Regions from separate parts of the Mus musculus genome. Here regions 2 and 3 are each linked to region 1. The links are chromatin loops, found by intact Hi-C in ENCODE. Cell type or tissue: left cerebral cortex. All regions are shown on one strand. Region 1 overlaps Gm36063 (a long non-coding RNA gene). Region 2 has its middle 15 kb from the start of Gm36169. Region 3 has its middle 19 kb from the start of Gm36001.

Region 1 (8,000 bases):
ATAATGGGCAGTTGGTACCAGGGCTCCTTGGGTCACCCCCCGCACGCCTGTCATCTTCCAGTAGGTGACAGCCTCCTCCTTGGACAGAAGGTGGTGTCCCAGCTTAGAGAATCTGATGACGTGACATCACTTTACCCCTTCCAGTTACTTAAAGGAAGTCACAAGTCCAGCCTGGTTTCCAGAAATAGACTTGGAGTTTTTTTTTTTTTTTTTTTTTTTTGGTTTTTTGAGACAGGGTTTTTCTGTGTAGCCCTGGCTGTCCTGGAACTCACTTTGTAGACCTGGCTGGCCTCGAACTCAGAAATCCGCCTGCCTCTGCCTCCTGAATGCTGGGATTAAAGGCGTGCGCCACCACGCCCGGCTGGAGATACTTCTTGAGCATCAAAGACTTATGCCACACCGAGTCTCCTTATACTTGGAGTTGATTGGTGCTGTTGTCTATTATTTTAGCTCAACAGTTAGTCAGAATGCCAAGACATCCACACGGGAAAACTCGCAGCACAGACCAATCTCCCGCACAGGCATGCACGGCTCAGAGAAGGGCAGAAATTAGAACAGCTCCATCCTGAAGAGGCTCCTGGAGTTTATTTGTGGGTAAGAATCACTGACATATCATCCATGTTGTACAGTATCCCAGCAGCATCCGTGTGAACCCTCACAAAAGGCGGCATGGGGTGGCCAACACACAGTACAGTGTAACTCGGCCAATATTAGCAACTGAACGGAGGCATCATTGTTGATCCAATTTCACAGGAAAGAAAAGGAAACTAAGGCCCAGAGAGGTTATATGAGCAGCCCAGGGTCACAAGGGGAGCTGCCATAGAGTTAGTTTTGGCCACTATATAGACAAGAAAACTGGGGTTCCTAAAAAGACCTTGCTAACAAAACTGAACTAAGACCCCTGCCTAAACTGAGTTCTGGTCTGGGCTTGAACATACTGGGTTGCCTCAAGAGAAGGAATATTCTAGAGTCTTCCAGAAAGAAAAGACTCGTTTCTGTGATGAGGCAGACCAAGGCATTCAGACCTTAGTGAGGCTACGCAAACACGGAGCAGAGTAGACATTTGTTTAAAAGTGGATGAGACTAGACCGTTGTGCAGTATTCCTATGACAGAAATGGAGTGGGAGAGACGGCACACACTTGGGGCACACAGCTGTTTCCTGTCTGTTTGGATGGTTGATTTCTGGTCCATAAAGAGAATGGACTACTTCCTGTCTGCAGCAAACATGGACATCTTTATGGGAATCTTGTGTAAACACTGGCAGGGGGCTGCTGGGATGCCCTTTGAAATTAGATTCTCGTGTCACCTCATATTCCCAGCTGGAACGTCTGTCGCCCTAGCTGACCTGGAACTGAGAAGGGGCAAATCTAGAAACCTCTCCCATGGCAGCCTAACCCACAGCAGAGAGGGACTTTCCCAGGCCTTTTTATGCCTAGCCTCGGGCCTTATTGTGAGTTCTAGCTTTGTCTTGGACAGAAACAGAAAAGCCATCGACAAGAGACTCTCTGGTCTGTGCTTGGAGAGACAAGTAGACTTTGGCAATGTGCCTGCCATGTTCTAGAAAATTCCCCAGGAGCCCGAGGGATGTGGCCATGGTCAGACAGAGCTGGAAGGGACAAAGTGACCACAGAGAAAGGAGCTCGGACAGAGACTCTGGAATGTGGAAGAATCACAGGATTGACCTGCCTAAGAAGAACGCTATCACTGACCTCTCAGGTGGAGAGGCTTCGCCTCCCACACTGGCCTCTGGCACTGTGGGGGTTTGAATATGTTTGGTCCAGGGAGTGGCACTATTGGGAGGTGTGGCCTTGTTGGAGGAAGTGTGTCACTGTGGGTGTGGGTTTTGAGCGCTTCCTCCTAGCTGCCTGAGGATACCAGTCTTCTGACTGCAGTCAGATGAAGATGTAGAGCTCTCAGCTCCCCCAGCGCCATGCCTGCCTGGATGCTGCCATGTTCCCACTTTGATGATAAAGGATGATAATGGACAGGTTCCCTCTGACCTATAAGCCAGCCCCAATTAAATGTTGTCCTTATAAGAGTTGCCTTGGTCATGGTGTCTCTTCACAGCAATGGAAACCCTAAGACAGGGACCCTGGGCTCAGCTCATGCCTCTCTTTAAATGCTCTGCATCTCTGTTGATGCTTCCATGAGCCCAGGTGCTAGTGATGATGAGTAGGAATAAGGATGGACAAGAAGGGTCGCCAGAGAGAACGGGTCCCGGCTGGCTACAAAATTCCCATGAGTACAAGATGCCCTGGGACAGCAGTGTGAGCTTCTGGGTAATCTCTCCCTGAGCAGCACCCCAAGCCTCTGTGGAACAGAGTGACGAGGCACCTCCCTCTGCATCTCCTCTGTGCTCGCCTCTCTCTCCGACTCTTCCTCTGTTTCTCTCAAGTACTATCTCACTCTTGCTCTCTCTCTTGCTCCTCTCTCTTCTCTTTTCTGTCTCTCACTCTCTGTCTATCGCTCTCTCTGCCTGTCTCTCTCGAGTGCGATCTCTCTCCTCTTTCCTCTCCTCTCTCTCTCTCTCTCTCTCTCTCTCTCTTTCTCTCTCTCTTTCTCTCGCTCTCATTCTCACTGGGTCAGCATTCTTTCAGTTGCCAAGTTACTGCCCCATAAGCCCTTCCACTGTCAGAACTTGAACATAGAAGAGGAAGGTGTCATTGGAAACCAGGACATCTTCCAGTCTCTGTCCCTTCTCCTTTCTCCCTCCTCCCCCTTCTCCACACCTTCCTTGTCAGCCATCTGATCTTGGGGCTCGATAAACCGTAAGCGTGTGCATGTGGTTGGGTGGATGGGTCACACATCCATCAGAGGCCTCTGGCTTTCTGTTCATAAGATCCCTTCAGACTGGATCACTTTTGATTTTTCTTCTCCAGTGCTCAGGATTTCTACCTTCCAAAAAAATATGCTCAGGCTACTAGAGCATGTTAGAAATATTTGACCTTTTGAGTTTCCATGGAGACCTCAAAGAACCTAATATCCCCAAGGGACTGAAGGGTTCCAATATCAAACATGGAGGGTCCCCAAAGAAAAATCTTCCAGCAGTAAGTTCAAGTTGGTCCACCTTGCCCAGAGTTGCTCCAACCACTAGAAAATTCTTGAAGCTCTCAAAGTGTAATCTCCAAAGGGATACAGGCCCTTGGCGATTGTAAGGGACCAGATGTCACAGGTGAACTACCAGAACCCCATTTACTGGAGGACTGTGCCTCTGGGGAGCTGGGAGTGGCTCACTTCATCAGAGCCAAACAGGAGATGTGGGCCAGCTCACTCCAGACTTTTCACAATTCAGCATTTTCCTGTTGCCTCGGGAATTCCTGGCAAGTTGGGGCTTTGTCCAGGACCTCCTTCTCTCCAGAGGTTGCCTGCATGCTGCAGCCTGCAGCCTGCAGAAAAGCTATCTAGAAGCTCCCCACTGAGGGGACGTCATCCAACGGTCATTTGGCTCTGTTTTCCCTAAGTCCTCACAGTGGGGACTGACAGTGTTCACTGTTCATATTTTACTGAGGAAAAAAAAAAAGTGCCCATCACCTCACTCCCAGAAAATCAAATGCTGCTTTCCCTGCTGGCGGAACAGCACGCTCTGACAATCCCCACTGAGCAGAGCCAGAGTGATTCATGCTCAGTATTTAGACGAAAGACCAACATATGCTGGGCACATGTGCGGGGAGTCGGCCATGTTGCCAAGCTGCGTCCTGAGAACGGCCCACTCAAAAGAAAGTTCCTTATTTCACCCTCTGCCCAAAACAGAAACTCATATCAGTTCTGCCACCTAAATAGAGCAGCCGTAGGCCTTGGCATTTTGGAAAGGCTGCTTGGAGGCACGGGACGCTCCTTTGAAATCAGACCACAGAAGGGCAAGTAGGATTTATAGAAACTGAATGAGCCCCATTACCTAAGAATAAAAGAACCCAGATTCTAAAAACACAGCAGCACTCTTTTCTAGCCGGGCCCCCGTGTTTTTGTGCCAATGGGATGCTGAGAAATCTGTGCCTTATAAAGATGTTTCTGTGGTCCTTGCCACAAAGAAACTGATTTCTAAGCATCGTTTAAAATAGCTGACAGCCCCTGGTACAGGGTACTCCATCTGAGAGGCACGGTCACAGAGAATGGGACCCAGAGGTTGGAGCTGGGTGGGTCTCTGGCTGTATTTGAAAGGCAGTTGAAGTGTTTACAGTCTTGAGGTAAGATGGCATTTGCAAGAAGCCTCCTTACTTCAAGACAAAGATGCTGAAACCAACACTTGTCCTGAGACACAGGAAGTTCACAAGAAACACATTCCAGTTGCTCCCTTGGGGGGTGGCCGTGGTCCCTCACATTCTCTTCATACTTAATTGGAGAAAATGAGGCGGAGATACAGCTCCGGGGTCTGAATTATGCAATTAAATATGAATCCTTGTTCAGTTCCTCTCCCCGACTCTCAGGCAAAAGCTTCGACAGTCTGTAGGAACAGACTGTTGTCAGGCAATCCTAATGGTCAGGTTGACTGGCGTCGCCTAGGTAACACCTGAGTCTAACACAGTGGAATGCACTGTGACCACCTGTCTTTGGCTCCTGCCATGCCAGCACCTCCTCTTGCAAGGACAGATTTCAGCCCTCAAACCTCCCCTTCCTTAAACTCTTTTTGTTGGTTTTTTTTGTCACAGCGATGAGAAAAGTAGCCATGCCCATGTCCTGTGCCAGTGGAAATGGACTTGGTTTCTGGGCAGAGGAGGTTTAGATACCAAGGGGACAGTGATGTTCCTCCCCCTGGACATTTCCACCACCCCCCCCCCCCCAAATCTTTCTACAGCTTTACAAAAATCCTCACACAAACCAGACCTCCTCTCCTATTAGTCAAGTCCAGGACTGGGTTCTCATAGTAAGTTCCACAGTACACACACACACACACACACACACACACACAGAGAGAGAGAGAGAGAGAGAGAGAGAGAGAGAGAGAGAGAGAGAGAGAGAAATGTGCACATAACCTAATTCCCAGAAGCCGTGAAACAGACCATGTTTGGAAAACTAGGCTTTACTAAACTAAGGCATCTGAGATGATAGGGGTTATTCTAGAGCATCTAGGTGAGCCCTAAACACCAGCATGGTATCCATTTAAGACATTTAATTAAGGAGATTTAGTACAAAGCAAGAGGAAAGGGGGGATGGGAGGGAAGTAGCCACAAATGCCAAGGAGAGCCAGCAGCCGCCAGCAGGTGAGGTACAAGATGCTGATGAGGCTCTGCTTGTATTCCTGGCCTGCAGGCCTCCGGGCATCTAATCATTCTTATCCTATCTGGATTCTGTTCCATGTGACTAGGAGTTAAACTGTACTCCATCCCAACCCTCCACACACAGGCACACAACCTCCTTTGGGAAACACACTGGAACTGTATCCAAACCATCCCAAAAATGTCCTGGGTTGAGCCAATCAATTAAGTTTCAAGATAAGACTTAGACTGTGACAGTCTTCGAGGCAACTGAGAGAAGTTTCGGAGAGGAGGAAAGGCTGGGAGGTGGACTTTGGAGCTTAAACGTCTGGCAAAGGAAACTCAGCAGCAGAGAGCGGACAGCTAGCAAGCATGCGTAACAGGGATGACGACATCGGGGAGTCTCCGCCCCTCTTCTGGACTTCCTGGATGATGGGCACCCTGTAGTGAAAGAGCCAAGACTCGTTTTCTGGAAAGGGATAAATGAACACATTTTTGGCTTCCCAGGCTACAGAGTCTCCACTGTTACTACCTAACTGTGTCTTTGGAACACAAACCCGGCCTTAGACGACACATAAATGAACACGTGTGGCTGCGTTCCAGGAAAACTTAATTTACAAAAGCCGGCAGCGTGCCAGATGTAGCTCTTGGGAGCAGTGTGTTGACCCTTACTTTAGAATAATGCTTCTGGCGTCTCCCTCCTTTATGCTTCCCAAGGGGCCCATTAGGGCTGATGGGTGTGCTCTGCTGGAGAACTCAGGCCATTCTTCTCTGGGTTCTGCCTGCGTGTAGAGAGCCGCACCACACTGAAGTCATGGTGAGGCCAAAAGCTCTTTAGTGCAGTCAGTCACAGGTCTGGGAGCGAGCTTCCTTCAGAGCTGCAGTATCAGCAGGGCCACTCGGCTAAGAGGGTGACGTAACCATGGACAAGTTCGTCAAAATAAAAGAGCTGGGGGTTCCATCTACATGGTCCTTAGTATTCTACTCAGTTACTCTGAGCTCAGGATGGGGGATACAGCATATTGACCTCCTTCCTGGTCCCCCACAATGGTGGAAAGGGGGTGGGGGGATACTGTTCAGTTGAGATGCACTTTTGGTTGGATCCCAGTGTCTGTAATTTGCCACTCTTTTAGGAGGCCTGGGAAATACCAGGCATCAGTCAGGAACATCTCTTCTCTGCCAGATGAAAACACATGATGCCCGTGGGTAAGGCCCACTGCAGCCCATCCAACTACGATGGATTTGGGAAGTACAGTTGGGAAGAGATGCGCTTGGAGAGTCAACCTTGATGACTGTGGACGCTCTCTAGGGAGAGGCAGGGACTAAGTTTACTGTCATCCAGCCTCATTTTCAGAGGCTCACTCTCCCCATACCACAACATTAGATTCTTAGCAATTGCTCATAGTACTTGATGATTGATGCTGCTGCTGCTGTTGCTGCTGCTGCTGTTGCTGTTGCTGCTGCTGTGGTTATGGTGTTGTTGTTGTTGTTGTTGTTGGTGGTGGTGGTGGTGGTGGTGGTGGTGGTGGTGGTGGTGGTGATAATAATAATAATCGCCATCATTATCAACTGCAACAGCACCAGTAACAGCAGTAGTAGACAATGCAACATGCAAAGAAGGCAGCAATCAAAGTCACCTTAATCTTCCCCCGGGGATCATTGTTAGGTTTGGCATGTGTAACAGCTAGTCTTGTCAGCTCGATGGAGACAAACCTGTGGATGTCTGTGAGGGTGTTTTCAGAGCCAGTTCACCGGAAGAAAAACAAAAAACCCCACCCTGGATGAAGATGACATCACTCCACCGACAGGGGTCCTGGACTGCTTGAGAATGCAAAGTAGAGTGCCAGCATCTGGCCCTCTGGTGACACTGTGGATGCTGCCTCCAGCTCCTGCCCCCATGCCTTTCCCATTGTGATGGGCTGAGTCCTCACACTGCCCGCCAAAATAAACCCTCCCCGTTGAAGCTGTTTCTGCCAGGCATTTTGTCACAGCGAAGGGAAAAGGAACGCGCTCAGCACGTAGATGCAACGTGAGATCACAACGTCCACGCTGATTTGGAAGGGGCCTTTTTTGGCATTTAAACGATAACAAATGACATTGCCCGTCCCAGAGCAGAGCCCAGATCCTGATTTTTATTAATGACACACTTCATTTACTTGCTCCTCGATGGTTGGCTGTTGGACTCTTCCTGGGTTTCCCTCCACCCCACCCCACCCCCAGTACAATGCAAACAATACTGCAGCTAGCACTGTAGCTATTCAGGAAAGCACACCCTTAATTATTTACTTTAGCTAAAGTTCAAGAAGACAAGTATGACCGTAAATGGACTGAAAAAAAAAACTTTCAGAAAGTCTCATGTTCCACATCCTCCTATGGGGACCTTGACTTGGAGCCAGTGGATCCAAGTGAGAAGAGCAGCTTTGAGTTGTGCTTAGACAATTCCTGAATCAGCTGCTAGTACAGTCTGAAGACCTCTAAACACCCCAGGAGCCATAGTAACGTGTGATCTTTGCCTGGACCCCATCTGTCCTAGGTTCTGACGATGCTGGATGGAGATATCAACAACACAGAAACAACGGAGGTCTACCTGGATTCTAACCACTTAGAAGATAAGCAGAGAATATTCAAATACTGCTCCCCTGCACTGTGAAAGGTGGGGGGGATCCTGTCTCGCTCCCTCTTTCCTACATGTGTCTAACTCTGTAATTAGATCTTGGTCGAGTTCCCACGTGCTTTCTCTGAAAGGCCTCTCAGCTATTCAGAGTTTGGAGAAACAGGGGCCCGAGGAGAGGGGCTGAACCCTGGCT
Region 2 (8,000 bases), 70 kb after region 1:
CTTTGATGGAGGCACACACTCCTACTGCCTCAGGCCTTCTCACCCCTACTGTGTGATGCTTTCCAGCTTTGGAAGATTCACCTGTATGTCAATCAAGGCTTCGACCAGCAGCATGTGGGAAGGGACAAAAGAGAAAGAGTGTCCCTTCCTGTGGGAGGGCCACCCGGGGTCATCTATTGCTTTAGCTCGGGTTTTAATGACTAAAAGGTTAAATGTTGCCATACATCCTTGCAAGGAACGATGAGGAACAGGGGTTTTATCTGGAAGCTACAGTCTGTCCACAAATTGAACATGTTACTGCTATGAAGGAAGAAAATGGTGGCTATAGGGGACCAGCTAGTGGGAGGCAGATTGTACTGCTTCCTATCTCAGCAATATGCAGCAAATGATGGTGAAAAATAGCGTCTCCATGGAGATCTCCACATCCTACTTCCCTCTTATGATGTCCCCTTCCTTGCCATCGACTTGCTTGGACCAATGAAATCACAGCAGGAATGATGCAGGTCACTTTCAGGCAGAGTCTATAAAAGCAGGCACATGGCTCATAGTCTCTTCCCTGATCAAGAAACCAGAGAGGGATCCCGTAAGATGGCAGACAGGCTCTATCAATCTCAGAGCTACAGATGAGCTATGTACAGAGCTACACTGACCCGGATGGGCATCGGCAAGAATGATGGATAGGTTGTGTTGTTTTGGCCTGGTTATTGGTGTGCCCATAGCCTACTCAAGCCTAGCCTGCCAGCAACAGTAATACGTCTTCTGCCAGCAGCCTGATGGTAGAATCTTTATTCAAACTGTGCATCCCTTTATCATAAGCACACTAGTACTAGGGGCTGTCTGCCTCAGTTTGAGAGAGAATGCCCTCCATAGGCATATACGCTTGCATGCTTTGTCTCCAACTGAGTTGTTTGGAAGGATTGGGAGGTGTGTCCTTGTTGTAGGAGGTGTGTCCTTGTTGTAGGAGGTGTGTCCTTGTTGTAGGAGGTGTGTCCTTGTTGTAGGAGGTGTGTCCTTGTTGTAGGAGGTGTGTCCTTGTTGTAGGAGGTGTGTCCTTGTTGTAGGAGGTGTGTCCTTGTTGGAGGAGGTGTGTCCTTGTTGGAGGAGGTGTGTCCTTGTTGGAGGAGGTGTGTTGTTGGGGGTGGGCTTTGAAGTTTCAAAAGTCCACAAGGGACCTAGTCTCTGCCCACCCCCACAACACACACACACACACACACACACACACACACACACACACACGTACACGCACACGCACACGCACGCACACACGCACACACGCACCGCCCTCTGCCTTGCAGCCTGTGGATCAGGATGTAAAGTGTTCTCTCTCTCTCTCTCTCTCTCTCTCTCTCTCTCTCTCTCTCTCTCTCTGTCTCTCTCATCTCTCTCTCTCTCTCTCCTACTGCTCAGTGCCTTGCTGATCCGCTTCCCGCCATGATAATAGACTCACCCTCTCAAACTGCAAGCAAGCCCCAATTAAATGCTCTATTTTCTAAGAGTCGCTTCGGTTATGGCGTCTCTTCACAGCAATAGAACCGTAACTAAGTCGTTGGTGTTTACTGAATGTTTGCAGTGAGCCCATTCCGTTAATAACTTAACATAATGAAAATCATTTCAACCTCACTTGGAGAATGCTTCCCACGGTTTTCCTTCAAAGTTGGCCACACAGACGCACAGAAGCTGCTGTTACTTCAAGCAGCTTGTCTGATGGAGTTGTATATAAGAAAGGCATTTCAGGGCACTAAAGTGTGTGCATTAGTGCGTTTTCTAACTTTAGTTTTTCACAAATGGAGAACCAAACAAACAACCAAAAAAACAAAAAAACCACCCAAGATGCTCCTGATCATTATCCCATAATGTTAATGATATTACTGACAATATCCGACTTCCGATTAGATGGACAGTGGGAAGACTTTGTGAATGAGAGGAAAACAGCCACATCGATTCCTTAAGTGGTTGTCCAGTGGCTTCAAGGAGTCCCTGGGGACACTACTGCCTTTCACATTCATGCACTTCAATCTTTTTTTTTTTTTAAAGATTTATTTATTTATTATATGTAAGTATACTGTAGCTGTCTTCAGACACACCAGAAGAGGGAGTCAGATCTTGTTACAGATGGTTGTGAGCCACCATGTGGTTGCTGGGATTTGAACTCTGGACCTTCGGAAGAACAGTCGGGTGCTCTTACCCACTGAGCCATCTCACCAGCCCTGCACTTCAATCTTTATGATCTTTTTCTCACAGCTACAGAAAGGCTGCCACTGCCCTAACTACCGTCTTCATGTGAGAAGACAACATTTTACCAAAAAAAGAAAGGAGAAAACCTGAAAGTAAGGCTTAGCAAAATTAACATTTACATAGTGCAATGATGTTATGAATAATTCTTTTTTTTGTCAGTGAATTTTGTTCTTTCACGCTTTCATACACGTTCACTCAGTACCTCTTACCTCTTCAGCTCCCCTCTAGCCCCATCAGTGCCACACACACACACACACACACACACACACTCCTCCCTATAAATCTCTTTCTCCTAGTCACTGGTTCTGGTTTCATGTCTCACAGAGTTTAGTATGGTGGTCAGTGTGGTCCTGAGTTTGCAACTAGCCAGCAGAGCCTGGTGCACATTGGACACCATGCTTCCCCCTTTCCCAGACTGTTGGTTAATAACAGCGCAGCAGTGTGTGGCAGAGCCGTATCTTCCATTGTGAAGAGTCCCTATCTTCAATTTCTTCTTGGGGCACAGATGGAGTCCTTGGATGATAGTGTAACAGCTGCTTGCAGGCACACCCAGAGGAGTTCCTTCCGGGAACCAAGTATTAAGTGTTATTGGCTTTTTACTTTTTATCTTTTCTCATGAAAAGGGGGGAGCCAAGAACAGGGAGAAGGATATTTTACTTGAGATTAAGTTGAAATCATTTATGCAATGTTTGATTCCCAGAGACAGCTTTCCAGTTGGCCTAAAAAAAAATTCTTCAGAGGCTACATAAATAAGGTTACCTTAAATCCTTCAGAGGCTGGCTCACCCCAATAAGGTTAGATAAAAATATAAAAGCCGGGGCTGGAGAGATGGATCGACGGTTAGGAATGGTTGTGGAATATCCAGACTCTGCTCCGATTACCCACGTAGTGGCCCACAGCCACCTGTACCTCCAGCACCAGGGGATCTAATGTCGTCTTCTTTCCTCTGTGGGAACCGGGCACAAATGTGTTGCACATACGTATGTGTAGGCAAAACTAATACTCATACAGTAAAACTCATACAATAGGACTGAGTAAATCTTTGTGTTAACTTTGGTAGCACATAGACTAAAACTTGGAACCATCCAGAAAATAGCCTGTCCTCTATGCAAAGATGCTGCAAAAATCCATAGAGCATTCCATGAGAAAGAGACGGACAGACAGACAGACAGACTGTAATCATTCTCAGCCATGGACAGAACACTGAAGAACCCAGGGTTGTGGTAGGCACCCACAGTACCAAGTACTTAGCAGGCTGAGGCAGGAGCATGGCCTAAACCTCCTGGATTCAGGATAGTCTGCCCAAAACACCATCTCAAAAACAAGGGTTGGAAAGATAGCTTGACAGTTCAAACCCTGTACTTCTCTTGCAACGGATCATTGTCTGGTTCACAGCATCATGTCCGAAGACTCATGTCTGCTCATAACTTCATCTCCAGGGGCATCTGGCACCCTTGTCAGTCTTCCAGGGGTACCCCTCATTCACACATACACACCCCCACATAAACACTCACAATTAAAAATCAAAACAAAATCTCTGCATGTTAAAACACAACAAAAAAAAAGTCAAATTAGAAAGTAGAATCCCATCGCTAAGACCTTTTAAAGCTGTCCTGTGGGTTATTCATAAGACTCTCACTGTGAAAGGCTCCCAGGACAGGGCTGGCACTGCCTGGCATGTGGGAGCCACCTTGAAATAGAAATGAGATCTTTGACTGAGTCACCAGAGGCTTTTAAAATATTCTGGCCCCAAAAGAGCCACACAGAGAAAGAATACAGGCTGGGACACAGCCCAGCTGGAGTCTGCCCTCGGGGTTGGCATTTGTTGCTGCTGCTATTAGAAGAGGAAGAAGGCAGGAGCTCCAGAGAGCCCTCTGTGGAAGGGAAGCTCTGCGGGCCGGGCACAGCAGTGACATGCTGAGGGCACTTTCCTGAGGAGAAAATATTCAGTGCTTTCAAAGAGAACTACAGTGTGAGCTGACTGAAAGGGACTCTCGGGTTAGTCCCACTGTGCCTCCCGAGCCACGGACTTGGGCTTCTTTTTGACAATGCGCAAAGAAAGGAAGCCGCAGCTGGGGAAATGAACGTCTGTAACGGTGCCAGAGCTGTGGTCCAGCTGTTTGGGGACCTGTGAGAAAAAAAGAGGCCCCGGTCTGTGGGAAGCACGCAGAGATGTCTATGCCACCATGGCGAGATGTGGAGAGAAATGAGCCAGTACTGTGCCTACATGGGAATTAAATTGTCCCCCAAAATCCATCGGGTGACACCTGGTCCGCAGCGTGACGGCACTAAGAGATCTGCCCTTTGGGAGGTGATTGTGCTGAAAAATAGAGCCCTCCGAAGGCTCTGTGTCCTTGTGAGAGCCTGGAAGACTACAGTTTGACCTGCCATCATGGCGGCCACAGTAAGGCAACGTCTTCCATGAATCAGGAAGTGGGCGCACACCAGATACTGAATCTTCCACCATTTGGATATTGCACTTCCAGCCTCTAGAGCAGAGAGAAACAATTTTTGCTGTTGTTTATAAGCCCCCCAGCCTATGGTGGTGTGTCTTAATAGCAGCCCAAAAGGATTAAGACAGGGACCTTGGGCAAAGCCAAAGAATAGAAAGAGATGGTTTCACCACCTGTAACATGATGACCGCAAGGGCATATGGGTACTTGTGAGGGTTAAGTAAGACTTGAGTGTACAGTAAATGTTTGCTTCTGTCCTCTTTGCTCCAGGAACCCAATCCTGTCTGTAAGTGGTCTGTACACACTCCATATGCAAGTAGATAGGACGAAGTACCATCCGAGATGCTTGGAAATGCCATTCGTTATTAGGTTTCTTTTTTAATTGTGTAGTCAAGACAATGTGCATTATCACTTTTCAGTGAACTGCCACAACAAAGTATATTTACACCCGTCTTCCTTGGATTTATTTATTGTTCAAGTTCTTCTCGAAGCTGCTGTAATACCCAGAATTTCGAACTCTTAGTCATGGTTCAGTTCCGGATGTAGCTCGCTTGGCACAGTGCTTGCCTAGTAATTCAGTACGGTGCCCAGTACTGTACTAACTAGGCATAGTGGGACATCCTTGTAAGCCCAGCACTTAGGAGATAGAGGCAGGAAAATCAGGGGTTCAATGCCATTGTTGACTATACAGCAAGTTCCAGGCCACCTTGAGCTACATAAAACCTATTTAAAATAAACACCGGACGCCGAAGCTTTGCATGGCTCTTCTGGGAAGCTTGACATATGCCCATTAAATATTTAGACTTTTCTTTCTTTTTATTTTTTAAATGGAGGCCTGTCATGTTGCTAAAAATGTAGTCCTGTTCCTTATGCAATAATCCCTTGAAGCCACACTTAAACACTGCAGCTGTATTTGACTTTTGAATAGTCCACCGTTAGATACACGTCTAGCCAGAGCTTCATGACCCAACACTGTTGTTCTCAAAGTTCCTGCACACAGCATTTATCTGTTCACTGTTTTTATACGCAGTTTTGTGGCTCTGAAGATTAAGCATAGAGATAATTGGGTTTGGGTTTAGGTAAATAGTTTGGTATGATTGTCTTGAAAGTAAAATGTCAAATTCTTCACCACACAAAGGAAATACATTTAAACTGCAGGTAAGGTTTCAGTGGAGTCCCACCTTCCTCGAGAAAGAGAGCATCTACCTGGTTGACAGAAATACTCAAGAAAGGGGCAGAGGCCAGACACAGTAATCAGACATTCAGGGCCAGCCCCATCCATATACCAAGTCTACGGTCAAAGGTCAAGCTGAGTTGCACGATGCCCTGTAGGTGGCGGTAGTGAGAAAGGATAAGAGAGCCAGTTACCACAGATGGGCACCAAGTGGCAACTTAAAAATCATCGCTCTCTATGATTCAGTCTTCTGAAGATAGTGGGCTAGACTGTGTGCTATATTCCGAGTGAGGTTAGCACCCATCATATCAACGTTGGTGACGAGCTGATGGGTGGGGGTGGCTCGCTGCCCCACCTCACCATGTAAAGTGGTAATATCTTCGTGCAAGCACTCTGATGTTCACCCAGTGGTGGAATCGCCTAATTCAGCATTTTGCTGAACATGTTTATGTCATTGAGCAACACACCACCACGTTCCCCTGACTTTAAAAGGAAAGAACATGGGGTTTCTGAGAATTTAGACTCGGGGCCAGCTTTTCCAATCTTGTCGACTGTCTACTGCACCAGACTGTCGGAAGCAGAGACGTGAGAAACTGAACATCTGAGAAGGAACTGGGAGTTCTCCGGATGGCTTCCTGGTGCCCCTCCTCCCCTTGATGGGGAGGAGATGAGACGTACACATGTCAACTCCAGCAGCTCAGTACTATCAGAAGCAAAAGTTAACTGTGGGATGGGAGGTGCCTCAGCGGTAAAGGGCAAGTCTAACATGCATAGATTCCTGGATTCAAAATCACTCCCCCTCCCTCCTTCCCCTTCTCTCTGTTTCTGTCTTTCTCTGTCTCTCTCTTTTTGTTTGTGTGTCTCTGTGTGTGAGTTTGTATCTCTCTCTCTGTGTCTCTCATTGTGTGTCTGTGTCCCTATCGATATGTCTCTGTCTCTCTCTGTATATCTCTGTCTCTCTATGTGTCTCTTTTTGTGTTTCTTTCTGTGTTTATGTCTCTCTGTCTCTCTTTCTCTGTGTCTGTGTGTGTTTGTATCTCTGTGTGTGTGTGTCTCTAATGTATGTGTCTGTGTCCCTATCTGTCTCTGTTTCTGTGTGTGTGTCTGTGTCTTTCTCTGTCTGTATCTCTGTCTGTTTCTGTGTCTCTCTGTTTCTGTGTCTCTCTGTCTTCCCTCTGTCTCTGTCTCTTTTTCTCTCTCTCTCCAAACCCACCTTATTTTGCTGCTTTCATGACCCACAGAAGGTCAGGGATGGTTTCTTATCAATTCTTTAGCAGGAACACGCATCACAGCTGCAAGGGCGACCTCATAGGGACCGTTTCCTAACAAAGGCCAGAACCCGGCCACCCCCATCCCACAGAATGCCTCAGAGATGCCTGGCTGTGGAAGCAGTGCCTACTCTGCCTTTCACAGCATTTTAAATAGAATAGAATAGGTAAATTTAGGTACAAAAATATATTATTTTCCCCATAGGACTTAACATAATTAGTTCATTTTGATGGAGGGGGAGGAAATGCAGCCCAGGACTATCTGTTTTCTCTAGAACTGTGCCATACAAAAAAGAAAAGAGAGGGGAAAAAAAAAACTCCCCACCAGCGCAGCATAGAAAAACGTCTCGGCCCCTCATTTGTGAAATAGTCGCCATGGGAGCAAAGAACTTTCTCTTGTGACTCCTTTAGAATGCAGGCTGCATGCAGCCAGTGAACCCTTATTCATTTTAGGCAACAAATCTTGGGTCCCTGCTAGGCAGAGGGCCATGTGGCCCACATAGAAGAAGAAACACCGAGTCCTCGGCCTCCTGAAGCTGCTGCGCTGTGGTGCTGTGATGCACATGGGCAGCAAAGACCCAGAGGTGGAAGACTGAGTGCCTGCTACCAGCTGAGTCCTAAGACGTGACTCAACTATACTCTGCTGCATCTACCTCTCCATGGCAAAGCCAGAATGAAACCGGGGACCTAGACACAGACTCCCACAGGAGCCAGGAGTGAGAGCAGATGAGCGAGGGCCAGCCCACCCAAGAATGGTGTTGGAGCAGCTGGGCCACCACCAGCAGCCACAACAGGAATAGTTCACCTACCCCAAACCTCACACCTGATGCAGGTCGATCATTAACTCAAGAACAGGAAACTCTCGACATA
Region 3 (8,000 bases), 53 kb before region 1:
GACTTCTCCAGGTTCTCAAATGTTCTGAAGCTCTTGGTGTCCAAGAAGAGGAGATGAAGAGGTCACTGGATCCCCATCACCTCCTTTTCATGGTGCAACTAGATGCTATTGTCACACAATCCATACAGATTTGTATGTACAAGAGAACATGCACATTGCATGTGGTGGGGGTTTACTAAAGACGGTGTGATCTGAACTGCCCCCTCCCCAATTCATAGGATCAAATCCTGCATTGTAGGTGACAATGAGAAGTGAGGCATTGGGGTGTGGGTTTTTCAGGATTAAAAGCAGCCTCCCTAGAAATACTTATTCTGCTATGAGATGCTAGAGTGAAAGATAGCCAGCAAGGAAGTGGGTTCCCATAAGATGTTGAGTTTGCTAGAATCTTGATCTTGGACTTGCCATTCTCCAGAGCTGTGTCTGTTACTTCAACCTTCATGGAGAGAGGATGTTCTACTTGGGATGAGTTCTAGAGAGAGCATCCTAACACTCTTATGAATTGTGTGTTTTTATCCTAAGTAGAATAAAGCACCCAATGGAGATTGATTAGAGTATTAGCTACAGATATTTTCAAAGTCTATATGCAAGAATCTTCCATCTTCGCCTTAGAGATCCTCAACATGCAGAAACTCCATCCCAAACTAACATGACTTAGCTATGGGAATGAGAAAGAGGAAGACTTTGGCTGCAACTCTTCTTCTCCAGGCAAGACAAGGATGGGGACAGACCCTGTTATTTGTGGTTTAACATGTGAGAGGTCTTCATGAGTAGCATTGGCTTCTCCATTTCCCTCCTCGAGGAGAAGGACAGCTTGTCCTCTCAGATGTTATCTGGGTGTCATCTGCTTGAGCACCTGGCTGCTGTGCCTGTCCATCATCACATGCAGAGCATCAGTTATTTTGGATATGATTGGCTTCTCTACAACTAGGCCAAGCTATATATACCCAGGCAACTTTCAGGTGTCCCGACTACTCATCATAACCAATGTGACTCAAGTACCAATGTGGCTGAAAAAAATGTTAAGTGGTTTTAGTTGGACCACTCAAGTCCTAGATTTTTTTTTTTAAATAATGAAACTCAATGAAAACAAGCTCCTGGAGTTGAGTCTTCTGGGAGTGACATTCTTCTTCATTGTAGCCCAACTTCTGCCCAGATTTTGGACCCTTGTCTCCTTTCACAGTTTTGAGACCACAGATTCAACCCTCTGATCTACGAGAGAGAGAGAGAGAGAGAGAGAGAGAGAGAGAGAGAGAGAGAGATCACACTGTGTTAGAAAAGAACTCCTATGTAGGCAATGACAATCTCAGGGAAGAGTTTTGACCTTTGCCCTTGGCTTATAAGAGGTTATACCTAAGGTTCATGAAGGGTTTATGAGATAACAATGTACTTGATTCCATAGGGGCCTTGATTGTACCCAAGAGCCCATGCTAGTGATGTGATTTATGGTGGGAGCATGTTGGAGACTGAAATACTCCACCCTCCAGGGAAGCTTCTTAAACCAGTGGGTAAACAAAATAGCTTCAGGAACTCCCTGAAACTGAACAGATTGACTAGGTCCCTCCTCTCATGAGAGTAAGCTATAAAAGCTGCCGAGAATCACGCTCAGACATTCCAAGCTACCAAGAAGACTCTGAAACCAGACCAGGGGCCCAGGAGAAGCAGGGACCAGCTGAGTTGCCTGGAAGAGATTTATAACAACTGAGTCACTTGGAAAGGACTGTTGAGCTGCCTTCAGGTTGTGTAGTGTGCTCCAGATTCCCAGCTCCTGTGAACTGTTACCCATGCTGTGGTGGGATTTGATGATGCCACTGTCTTAGAATCATTTCTGCTCCTGTAAGTAACCCCTCACCCAATAAAACTCATTGATTTATCAAATTGACTTTCATGATCTCGGTACTTTTGACTGTCATGGGCTCCCTATCTGGTGTGAATAGATGTGTATGTATACATGCATGCGTATGTGAGCATGTGAGCACATATGTGTGTGTGTGTGTGTGTGTGTGTGTGTGTGTGTGTGTGTGTGCCTGTTCCATCTCCTTAGGAAAACTCTTGTCACACAACCGAGCCCTAGATAGCTCAGTATCAGCCTGACTTGTGGAGACAGGGCATTCTTTCCCTTTCACAAATGATCAATTGAGTGTGTAGGACACCTCTACATGACTGCAAAGCATTTAGATGGAAGAGAGTTTCCTGGTTAATCACACCCGGGGTCACACAATGCACTGGGGAGAGACACAGGTGTTTTCCTGTGTCACCTGAGGATCTTGCATCCCTTGGTTGATCTGTAACTTCTTGCTGTTAAAAACCCTATGACCACAGTGACTTTTCTGAGCTCCATGAATCCTTCTGGCAAACTATGGAACCTGAGGGTGGCCTTGGGGACATCCAGTTGTTTTCAATATCAGAAATGAAGATGGCCCTGAGGACATTGAACTTTGTAACCTCCCAAGCAAAATAGTACCGCCCCGAGAAACAAAAGGAGCACCTCATCCCAACGTCCGCAGACATTTGCTCTTGCTCCCGTCCGATTGATGGGTCCCTTCTTGACTGCCTAGACTTAAAACGGTTCTTTTCCATGGTTCACCTCCTAGTGCTTTTGCACAAAAAGCAAAGATTCCATTTAATGGGCCCAGAGAAATCCACTGCTTATCGAGGACTTCAGGGGAGGCCGTGATAGAAATGAAGCAGAGCAAGAGGACCTCAGATTGCTCAGGAAAGAATTTTCTAAGAACCAGAAAGGACAGTTCTTCAGACTTCCTGAGAACAAACTATGGAACACCAGAGGGAGAATTAGGTACAGTGTTCAGTCATGATCGAGTTAATGCTTGAACTAAAGAATATTTAGAACAACATCATGTTTCCTTAAACCCCAAGTTAAAGATTAGAGAAGGGAAAGGAAGAGTCAGCAGTCTGAATCGATTCATCAAAGGCTAAACATGGGTTAATAAAATCACACTGTCAGAGTATCCTGGGAGGAATACAGTTATCTGTCTTCCAGATAGTCATGCAGGTTTAAAAGGAAAGGAGAGATAAATGCAAGTCTATGGGCCACCGGTGCTAAGCAAGCAAATATTATTTTGATCCAAATTATGCTATTCCATTGCATGAACAAAGAGCAAAGTAAATTCCACCATTAACCAGGTTAAGTGTTTTCCTACCAAGATATCTAAGATTGTTTAGTAAACATCTTGAAATAGTGAAGTTTGATGCTAATGAATTCAGAATTCATAGGAAGAATAAATATGGAAAAGAGATCTGAATATTAGATGGTTTGAATGACCCCATAGCATGAGTGGATATGCTGTAGATCTATATGTTCAGAATGCGACTTGTTTACCATGCCTAAAAGTAGACACATGAGAAATTTATGGTCTAAAAATGTGCTATTGATTCTACTATTGATTTGTTCTCTCATTCATTCATTCATTCATTCAATAAACTTTGCTTTAAGAATTATTTAATTTCAGAGTCCATATTTTGCTTCAAAATTTCAAAGGTGTGTAACAGGCTCACACTGGCTAAAGAACTTTGGGATCACTGGAGGTGTCCAGATTTCACAAGGTAAATGGTGTTCCAGAATGTTTGCGACATTGGTGGAGGTCACTCTTGTTATTTCTGAGCATGGGTCTCCTTATTCCTCAGCCTCCCTTAAGGTCACACGTGGCACTGTGACTCAGCTCTTCCAATAAAATATAGACAGAAGCTATGGCTAACCTTGCTGAGTCTGGACATTGGGAGATACACATCTCTCCTGCCTCCTGACAAACTTACCACATCTTCTGGGTTAATATTTCTGTATCATATTTCTGGTTCATTTCAGCCTACTGAAAATAAGCTCTCATATACAGATGCAGGGACATCCAGCTTACACAACACAGGAAGTTCACTCTGTCCTGCAAGACTTCAAATGGAGAGCTGTTGAACATTCAGTGAGCCAGAAAGCCCCGGTACTGGGAAGGACAGTTTCCCAGTCTTCATGATGCCCATCTGTCAATCAAAAGACAATGGCCCAATTTTGGTTCTAGACAAGAACAAGGCCTTTGAGCCTAGAGAATGATGGAGCAATGATCTGACAATCTGGAAGCAACAGAGTCCTTGCCCACAGGCCTGGCACCTTTGAATGGACAGATGGGACAGAACTGCCCACAAACCTGCCACACTTCCTTTGAGCTGTTATTTCTGAGGTTAAAAAAAATGCAAAAAAAAACCAACTATAATTTTAAAGCCATTTTATAAGATCTTTTTATTCATATTTACTGTGAAAATTTTGAAGTACAGTAGAGCTAAAAGAATTACACAGTGCATATCTATATACGCACAGGCCAAGTTACACTGTTAGCTATTCATGGTACTTTCCAATATCACATATCCTGCCATCTTTGCACCTGCCTATCCACCATCAATTTTTCTTCCATTTTTGGGAGAATTCCAAGAGAATGGCAAACATCTTATCCTGAACATTTTAGCCTGTATACTATTAAATAGATTCAATAAATTTTTTTCATTGGATAAAACATTTATATGTAATGTAATACACAAATCTTAGATGTGTGTTTGTTGAGTTTGAGAAATATTGTGCCCATGTAGCAGACACCTCTGTTCAGATTGAGACTACTCCATTTCTCAAGATCTCTTAGGCTACTTATGCTATAGCAACTTAGCTGCACTCTAAGTAGTATACAGTGAAATAACTTTAAGAATAGTTCTAGGAGATAAACACTTTTTTGTTTGTTTGAAACAGGGTCTCACATTGTATCCCAAGGCTGGCCTTGAACTCAGAATCTTCCTGGTTACATATACATTGACTATTGTTTGGTTATGAGCATCACTGACACTGTGGAACCTTTAAGAACAGTGGTGTAGAGGAAGGGAATCAGGCCAAGGGACTGCCACCCTCATGAAAACATGAATACTGTCCCATGGCAGTGTGTAAGCATTGTAGGATTGAATTAGCTTCTGAGAGAAGAAGTGGTGTAAGCCAGCCTAGCTCCTCCCCTGAATCCTTCTCCACCCATTCCCCCCACCGCAACCCCCATTCCCCTGCAAGTCCTCACTGCTGCAGTGACATACACAGGGCAGCCCTGAGCACACATGAGTTCTCACTGTGTCAACTACACAACTCTAACCCAAGCTAAGTCAATGCTGGCCCTGGGTCTCAAAGCTGCACACACTGGGCATTAGGTGGCTGTCTTTTTCTCTCTTTTTTGGTTTGGTTCAAAACTGAGGCAAACATTTTTAGTACAGCTCATGTGAATAAAATTACTTTTATAGATGTGAGCTAAAGATGTAAATTCCTATACAGCAGTCCCACTCTGAGGAGGTGTCCTAGAATATAGAAAGCATACTTATATATAACAAACTCAAATGAAAAAAAAGATGGCAGTGTATTGTTATGATAGCAATAGAAAGATACCCAGAAATGTCAGTGCTATATAGAGTAGCTGTTACATAAGCACTGTTTTATATCTGTACCTAAGATGTGTGGCACACAGAGAAGGTGAAAATTTTGTCTTATTTATCTTTAAATTAGCATACAAAGGCATGGGTTTCATAATGACATATTCATACATATATGCAATTTTATTTTGTTCTTATCTCTCATGGCTGAATAAAATTCTACTCTCTACGGTATCATAATTCCTTTATCCATTTGTCTTAGTTTAGGTTTCGTTGCTGTGAAGGGACATCATGACCAAGACAACTCTTATAAAGGCAAAACATTTCATTGGGTCTGGCTTACCGCTTCAGAGGTTCAGTCCATTACCGTCAGAGGGAAGCACAACAATATGCAGGCAGACATGGTGCTAGAAGATCCAAGAGTTCTATACTTGATCTGACGGCAGCCAGAAGGACACTTTCTTCTGCACTGGGCAGAGCTTAAGCATTAGCAGACCTCAAAGCCCACCCCCACAGTGACATGCTTCCTCTAACAAGACTATGTTTCCTCTGATAAGACCACACTTCCTAATAATGTCACGTCCCATGAGCCAAGCATATTCAAACCACCACACTTTTCATCTGTTAATGCCTGTCTAGACTGATTCCATAACTTCTTTATAGTGACTGGTGTTCTAATAAACATGAATGTTCAGGTGTATCTGTGGCATGCTAATTTGGAGTCCTTTGGGTACACAGCTAGGAGTGTTATAGATGGGTCATACCATAGCTCTAATTTTGATTTTTGTCTGTCTTTGTAGAGAATGGTGCACAGAAGAGCTTATCAGGAAGAAAAAAATATTAGCCATGCCTTGAGCCTCAGTGTTTGAAGACTGAGCTATATCTACTCCCAAAAGGCAGGGATTCCTGTATCATAAACTCAGGGCTTACAAAGTCAGAGAAATGAGATGTTGTAGCATTTGGAGGAGCTCAGTCTTTAGGGTAATGATGCAACAGTCATGAGAGTCATCACACATGTGTTAAGGTTCTAAGGATTTGATAATCAGAGTAGGTTTGGCCCCATAGGCAATGGATGGCCAACAAAGAAAATGTAAATAGGGAAGTGACATCATTAGATTTACATTTTAGGATACAACTCCAAGTGACACTGTTGACATAGAAAGAGGCATATAAAGAAGATATGGAAAATGAATAGATGGAATGCTACAGGCTTGAAGCAGCAACAGTTACTACAGAGGCCACTGAGTGATGCTGGAAGAGATTTCTTATCCTGGTTATTCCCCAAACTTCCAGCTTATGCTCTCAGGAGATTTCTGTGTACTTGGTGGTAGGGATTGTTATCATCTATCACAATATCCTTCGTTTTTCCCATAGTAATAGAAAGTTCAGTATCATCAACTCAGTTCAAGACTCTAGTGTTCAGCCTCCCTTGCAGCTATGTGTGACCACTGTCAGTGTGGGGAGCGGGTGTGGCGGCAGTCCCAAAGGCGCCAGGGACTGCAGCTAAGTCATATGACTTGCACCTGACTTCCTCATATAAGACACAAACATCTTGAGTGCTGCGCAGGTGTACCAGGATACAGGTGAATCCAATTTGGTGGAGATATGCCCCTGCTGCCCTGATTAGCTGAGGCTGCGTGCCTGGTGAGGCGGCGTGGCCTGCTGTGCGTGGATGAGAGTATAAAAGGAGTGAGAGGCCCAGGGTTCGGGGGAGATATAAACAAGGGAGATATAAAAACAAGGGAGATATAAACAAGGGAGATATAAACAGGAGATATAAAAACAGGGGAGATATAAACAGGGGAGATATAAACAAGGGAGATATAAACAAGGGAGATATATAGAGAAAGAAGAAACAGGACTGAATAAACGTGTGCAGAAGGATCCTGTTGCAGCGTCGTTCTTCCTGACTAGTTGAGTGCGCGCAAGAAGTGGTGCTGAAACCCGGGACAAGAAACATCTTCAGGCACAAGCGAAGACCCCCTGCTACAGGGAGGATTCAGAACTGCATCACGGGGAAGGAGTGGTTAATAAAAGTTCCCGTAAAACAGACTGTTGAGAAGGATCCGGCGTGGATTCAGAACTCTTCAGCTGGGGAACGGTACTGATGAAGAGAAAGAAGAGAGATGAAGACTGAATAAACTGCTGTTAGAAGGACTGGTGGTCGTGTCATGTCGTTCTTGCTGGTCGAGAGCGGACGAGACAATTGGTGGCAGGGGATCCGACTCCCCCACCGAGTTCAGAACTTTCAGCAGTCAGTGGTTGCAGGCAGGGTAAGTTCACGGTAAGTGAAACTTGCGACCCCAGGAGTTTGGGAAGGACCTCGGATAAAATTGAGGCAAGTATAAAGTTGCCAGGAAGGAGGCACAAAGTAATGATAAGGTTCCTGGCTTTGGGACAAGTTAAAGTTCCCGGTTTGGGGACAAGTTAAGGAACTATGATAACCTCGGTGTAGTGATCAATAGATCCTCGCTGTGTAGTTATGCTTTTTTCTCCCATTGACCCTTTGTGGGTAGGTCTGATAGTTTTGGTCTTGTTTGTTCTGATATATGGACTCTGTTACTGTTTGAAACTGTGTGTAGAGGCAGTCAAGACAGGTCAGA

The links. A loop is a pair of places that touch in the nucleus more often than their neighbours do. Peaks named below come from ENCODE experiments on the same cell type or tissue, not always from the same donor. Only the 100,000 strongest peaks of a DNase experiment are listed, where the experiment ranks them.
Region 2: a loop joins it to region 1, with 5 times the contacts of the local background. A loop is called at or near these places in 7 of 42 quality-filtered maps.
Region 3: a loop joins it to region 1, with 8 times the contacts of the local background. A loop is called at or near these places in 2 of 42 quality-filtered maps.

The regions. Positions count from the first base shown.
Region 1 is chr16:90,618,532-90,626,531 of GRCm38, forward strand. The region is part of intron 1 of Gm36063 (a long non-coding RNA gene); the gene reads right to left. Among named protein-coding and RNA genes, the nearest start is that of Gm36063, 5.0 kb to the right of the region's middle. In left cerebral cortex, CTCF peaks have their summits at 3,565 and 6,983; DNase peaks (open chromatin) are centred at 3,706 and 5,635; H3K4me3 peaks cover 243 bases; H3K27ac peaks cover 3,126 bases.
Region 2 is chr16:90,688,879-90,696,878 of GRCm38, forward strand. No RefSeq gene overlaps it. Among named protein-coding and RNA genes, the nearest start is that of Gm36169, 15 kb to the left of the region's middle. In left cerebral cortex, CTCF peaks have their summits at 4,138, 4,338 and 6,019 (motif pointing right); DNase peaks (open chromatin) are centred at 3,998, 6,084, 6,400 and 7,593; H3K27ac peaks cover 2,625 bases.
Region 3 is chr16:90,565,943-90,573,942 of GRCm38, forward strand. No RefSeq gene overlaps it. Among named protein-coding and RNA genes, the nearest start is that of Gm36001, 19 kb to the left of the region's middle. In left cerebral cortex, no CTCF peak of the experiment used is centred here; DNase peaks (open chromatin) are centred at 891, 4,089, 5,236 and 5,754; H3K27ac peaks cover 1,652 bases.